Regions from separate parts of the Mus musculus genome. Here region 2 is linked to region 1. The links are chromatin loops, found by intact Hi-C in ENCODE. Cell type or tissue: left cerebral cortex. All regions are shown on one strand. Links, peaks and the distances in the headings refer to the core of each region. The heading gives the core; the rest is flanking DNA.

Evidence for each region. A loop is a pair of places that touch in the nucleus more often than their neighbours do. Peaks named below come from ENCODE experiments on the same cell type or tissue, not always from the same donor. Only the 100,000 strongest peaks of a DNase experiment are listed, where the experiment ranks them.
Region 2: a loop joins it to region 1, with 3 times the contacts of the local background. A loop is called at or near these places in 5 of 42 quality-filtered maps.

What each region holds. Positions count from the first base shown.
Region 1 is chr4:21,878,329-21,881,219 of GRCm38, forward strand. Coq3 (coenzyme Q3 methyltransferase) reads left to right here and starts at 1,318. Exons shown (of 7, transcript NM_172687.2): 1 at 1,318-1,468. The coding sequence starts at 1,360. In left cerebral cortex, for the core only: no CTCF peak of the experiment used is centred there; a DNase peak (open chromatin) is centred at 1,422; H3K4me3 peaks cover 1,328 bases; H3K27ac peaks cover 1,057 bases.
Region 2 is chr4:21,989,809-21,992,728 of GRCm38, forward strand. The region is part of intron 5 of Faxc (failed axon connections homolog); the gene reads left to right. Among named protein-coding and RNA genes, the nearest start is that of Gm42260, 33 kb to the right of the region's middle. In left cerebral cortex, for the core only: a CTCF peak has its summit at 1,255 (motif pointing left); a DNase peak (open chromatin) is centred at 1,251.

The DNA of each region.
Region 1 (2,891 bases), core at 392-2,891:
GTCACCACAATTTTATTTCTGACACAGCTCAACTGAACTTACAGAAAAGCGTTTTGTTGCTGCGTGGGGGGATTTAGAGGGTTCTTTGCTTCCTACCAGTATTTAAGCATATCACTTCCTGCCTTTGCTGAAGCGAGACTGGGATGGCTATGGAGCTGTGTGGTGTACACTTAATGTTAAGTACAGTCCATGCACAGAAGTCCTTAAGAGTGTTAACCATGATTTTCCGTGGGTCTGTCAATCCAGCAAAAACATGACACTTCAACTTGTGTATAAAACTTTCCACCTTCATTTGGAGAAATGGCCATATACCTCCAAACACAGGGACCTCTGACAGTGATAGAGCAGCTGGTTTTCATACAGCTTATGAGGTTAGTATTTTAGCTCAGAGGATGAGAGCTTAGTAAGTTTCCCCGATTTAAAGGACAGCACTGCCTGCTGAAATGTAGAATGACGCCCTAAATTTTAGGAGTTTACCCTTCTTTTTATGAGGGCATTATTTTTTATTTTGTTGTTTGTTTTTTAACCGTTCCTGGTTTGCTTTTAGTTGCTGGGATAAAACACTGACTAAAAGCAACTCTAGGAAGGGTTTCTTTCTCTTTGGCTTAGAGATCCTAATCAATCATTGAGGGAAGTCTGGGCGAGATCCATAAATGCAAGCTTCAGATACAACCCAGTTCCACTTTCCAAAGGGCTGAACATCAATCAAGAAAACGCCGCCCCACAAACACGCAGTTCAGTCTAATGAAGGCAATTCAGGAGAGGGTCCCTGTTTCCTGGTGAATCAAATTAATGTCAAGTTGACAAAAAAAAAAAAAAAAAAAAAAACTAGTATGAACTTCATATTAGATTCATACTAGAATCTTTCATACTGCTCCGTTTCTACTTCCAATAAACGTCTAAACTGAGTGTAAGGAGTTTTCTGCTACATACGGTGTATCCTGAACAGAATAAAGGGTCAGTTTCAAAGAATGTACTTTAGATGTGGACTTCTGTTCTCTGTGATTACTTGAGCGCATTGAAAGAGAATGGGTTTCTCGGAAAAAGCATTTCCGTACTTGATTTTAAGCATTAGAGTCGGTTTTCCAAGACTGAGGAGATAGCTCGTAAATACGAAAACAGCACGGCGTGACTCGTAGGACGAGAAGGTAGGTAGGTCTTCGTGGCCTTTTATTAGGAACATCTCTTTATTTCATTGCAGACATAATTTGATAGAGGAGCTCGAGTTAACGGTGACCACAAATTCACATTAACTAATGCAAATGCAAAAGCCGGCATCCGCGAGTGTAGGAGGCGGAACCCTTCCGCTGGGGATTTGTTGTGAGGAGGGACCGGAAAAGGAGTAGGATTCTAGTCGCGATGTGGAGAGGTGGAAGGCTGGGCTCTCGTGGGGTTCGTCTCCTGGAAACGCTAGGGTTTGGGTGCCCCAGCGCGGTCGCCCAGCCTCCTCGCCTAACTTCACGGTCGGGTGAGTGTCGCCGGCGCGGAGGTTCTTCCGCACGCCTCGGGTGCCGGGGCGGCTCTGCGCAAGCGCGGCAGAGAGCGGTGGGCTGTCCGGCTCCGTGGGGTCTGGTTAAAAGCAGCGCCGCGCTGCCCCGTCCTCATCCCTGGTGACCTCCGGGACCTGGTGTTGCTCTCTCCAGCGGCTACAACCCTCCAGGTCTGAGAAGCCAGGGGAAAAAGGCTGAGGACTAAGGATCTGGGCCTCGGAGAGCGTGTCTCTTGTGCCGCCGCCGCCGGGTAGCCCACGACCTTTGCCCTATTTTATTTGCGTTCTATGAGCTTGTGGCCCGGGAGCCGCCATTCAACTTGCTGGATCCTGGAGGTGGTTCTTGCTTTCCAAACCAAACCAAGAAAGACACACGGGGAACGTCCTAGCGCTGCCTCACTACTTTATTGCTCACCATCTTACCGTCCCCGCCAAAGAATTTAAGGCATTTATGCTCTTGTTTGGCAAATAAAGTAAAGAGCTAACTGCATTTGGTGCTATAGATTTTTAAACGCAAGTAGTACGCAGATAATTAGGTTCAACCTTTACAAGAAAATGACCAGGCCGGGCGTGGTGGCACACGCCTTTAATCCCAGCACTCAGGAGGCAGAGGCAGGCGGATTTCTGAGTTCGAGGCCAGCCTGGTCTACAGAGTGAGTTCCAAGACAGCCAGGGCTACACAGAGAAACCTTGTCTCGAAAAACAAAAACAAAAACAAAAAAAAAAACAAAAAAAAAAAAGAAAAAAAAAGAAAAGAAAATGACCACTATATGGTAGAGATTGGTATGGTTGGGAATTTTAATATGACAGTAACAGCAATAATACCTATTTAAATACTACTGAAAAAAATAATTATAATTTTTAAGAGAGCAAGATATAAATAAATATTAATGAACTTGGAGATCTAGATGGAATTACGATTCCAACTTTAATTTTCTGGAGAGATGATTTTATACTCTTCTATTGTCTTTTATAAGATTTTATTGTCTTTATATACATTTATACTCTTTTATTGTTTAAACTTTGTCTTCCAGAACAATCCGAGTCATTGTTCCAGAGATCCAGAACATCTCTGGTCCATTTTTTAGAAACCTTTTAATGTGTGTCTCATACATCAGAAGACCCACCTGCCTCGGCCTCCCAAGCTGTTGTGATTGGCATGTTCTTCCCTTACGTATAGTCACCTCCTCCGTGCCTTTGCCAGCTCTGCTGACATGATGCCATTGCTCTAATTTGTACTTGTCTCACCACATCTTCATGTCACTGCCAGTCTTTTCTGGTATGGGCATGGGTATGGGTGTTTGCTTGCATCTACAGCTGCAGACCACAGGCTGTGTGTGCCTGATGTCCTTACAGGCTAGAAGAGAGCATCGGATTCCCTAGGACTGTACGTCTATCGGTT
Region 2 (2,920 bases), core at 111-2,610, 110 kb after region 1:
CTTCAGAGGGTTAGTCTGTAGTCATCATGACAGACAGTGCGTCAGGAGGCCTGCCGCTGGAGAAGTGACTGAGAGCTACATCCTCATCTGCATGCAGAGGAAATGCCGGGGACTGGCATGGGCTTTTGAAACCTCAAAGCCTACCCCCAGTGACACACTTCCTCCAACAAGGCCACACACACCTGCTTCAACAAGGCCACACCTCCTAATATTTCTAATTCTTTTAAGTAGTGCCATCCTCTGGTGACTAAACATTTAAATATATGAGCCTATGGTGTCCATTTGCCTCCAAACCACCACAGCAGGCAAACCTCCCCCTTCTGATCCTCCTGCCTCAGGCTTTCAAGCTGCTGGAACTATAGGCCTGTACCACTAGGGTAAGATTCTCACTCTCTAGGATTCCTTTGGCACAACTCCTGGGGATTAAGTTCAAGAGAGGCATCTGGGACCTCCAATGTCTCTCTCCCACGTGAGGAGGTCTTTTCCTCTTTCTTGCTGTGGCCGTAACATTCGTTTATAGTTCTCGGTCACTGTGATTATCAGTGGTACCCAGGAAGATGTCCCATGCCTTTCCCTAAAGGAGAAAATGGAACATTTTATATGTGTCTCTTTAAGGGAACGAGAATGTGGGGTACATGGGATAAAAGGTAATGACAAGTCTAATAGTCAGATAAGAAAAAAAGACAAATCAAATTAATATGATAGTTGCGATTACCTTGAATGCATGACATGGTAAGTGCTCTCTTTTAATTTGTGTGTTATTGTGGATTCTATCCACAGACTGGTAGTCTTGTGAATTGTTATTTTCTTTAATAAAAAATAAACCAGGGTAGATAGACTGTAATCTACAGGGCCATCAGTGTAGAAACAAATCAAATGACTGTGACAAGGGACTAGAGGAAATAATTAGAGTGTGACACATCCACATAGCGCACTGTGAGATGACTGTGGCTGCTGTACTGTCACATTCGGAGGTCCTGGCTCTGTGTTGTCAGTGGAGAGGATCAGGAACAGACTCTAGTGAGTGCAAGTTTATGTAAACACTTGGAAGTATTTTCTATAGGGGTATAAAAACGTTATTGAGAATGGGTTACTAGAAATTCTTTATTTTGATTATTGAAATTTCCTAGTTTTTAAACTAAACATGGATTACATATGTAAGAAGTGAAATGTTTATATAGCTATAAAGATATACAGTCTTACAGTAAGAGGTGTCAAATACTATTTATAAGCAACACTGCCATCTAGTGGATCAAAGGCAAAACTCATTCCATTTCTGCAATTTCTTCATTTTTTGTTTTTGGAGTTGAGAAATGGTAGTCTGATATTTAGAATTTTTGTTTAGATTTGTTTAAATTTAAATATTTAAAAGTGAAAACACAAGTTTTACTATATCTCTTTATAGGCACATTAATCTGTAAGAACAATTCTGAACTGTGTATGGAAAATATAAGGCATAGTTTTTAATATTTTTTAAAATTTATGTTCATTTTTCTTTTTTATTGAAAAGGATTCTTTGCTCATACATTATATCCTGATTATAGTTTCCCCTCTCTGCTCCTGGTTTCTCCCAGCTCCGTCGCCTTCTGGATCCACGCCCTTTCTATTTCTCACTAGAAAAGGACAGGCTTCTAGGCGATAACATCCAAACAGGACAAAATAAAGTCTAACAAGAAGCAAACCCATCATATTGGAGCTGGGCATGGCAACCCAGCAGACGGAAAAGAGTCCTGAGAGCAGGCATGAGAGTCAGAGACCCACATGTTCTCACACTCAGAGTCCCATAAACACACTAAACTCAAAGCTATGCTAGACACAGAGGACCTAGTGCAGACCCAGTAGGCCCTATGCTTGCTGCTTTTGTCTCTGGGAGCTCGTATGAGCCCTGCCTCATTGATTCAGAGGGCCATGTTCTTCTGGTGTCTTCCATCCACCTCTAGCTCTTTCTGCTCTCTCTTTTGAGAGGCTCCTGGAGTTCTGGGGAGAGGAATTTGATGGAGACATCCCTTTTATCCCCGTCCCCGACTCTCTCCATGTAATACCTGGCTGAGGGTTTCTGCATCTGTTGCCATCAGCTGCTGGAAGAAACTTCCCTGATGATGACAGAATAAGGCACGGATCTCTGAGAATAGCAGATTATCATTACGTGTCATTTTATTGATATGTTTTTAAACCAGTAGTATTTGGTTTTACCTCTCTAGTATCTGGTTCTTAGTCACCCATGCAGTGTTAGGTATGGGTTCCGTCTCATGGAGTGGGCCTCATGTCACATCATACATTGGCTGGCTACTCCCATAAGCTTTGTACCATCATTGCCCTGACATATCTTACAGGCAGGACAGATAGTACGTCAAAGGGTTTGTGCCTGGGTTGATGTTTATAAATTGACTTAAATATGAATGAATGGTCACATTAGTCCTTTTGGTATGAAGTGGTAAATTGTCTCACAAAACCAGATGGTTAGATAGAGCTGCCCATTTTTGAGTGTCCTCTGCTTCTGTCTGCTGTAGAGAGAACACACTGTCTTTGTTCACTTAGCCTGCTTTTAACTTTTCTTTTTTTAAAGATGTTTACTGTGCACATAAAATTTCAAATATTTTGACAATATCTCTGTGAAAAAATAGTGTTAATATCCACCCGGCTTCGTCCTTCAACGTTACTTGGGATGCCCAGTAACTATGTCATGTCCCCTTCATATAATGAACTAGGTGGTTCATATGAAAAAGATAATTTTTTCTCATGGTGCTTGAAGTTGGGAAGCCCACGATCATGGTGTGGAAGACTCGGTATCTTAGGAGGTCCTTCTTTCTTGTTCACAGACGAAATGCCTCCTTACCAGGTCCGCATATAGCAGAAGGACCACTAGCTGAGCCTTGTTTTGGAGGTTTTGTTGTTGTTTGGGTCTTTTTTGTTTGTTTTA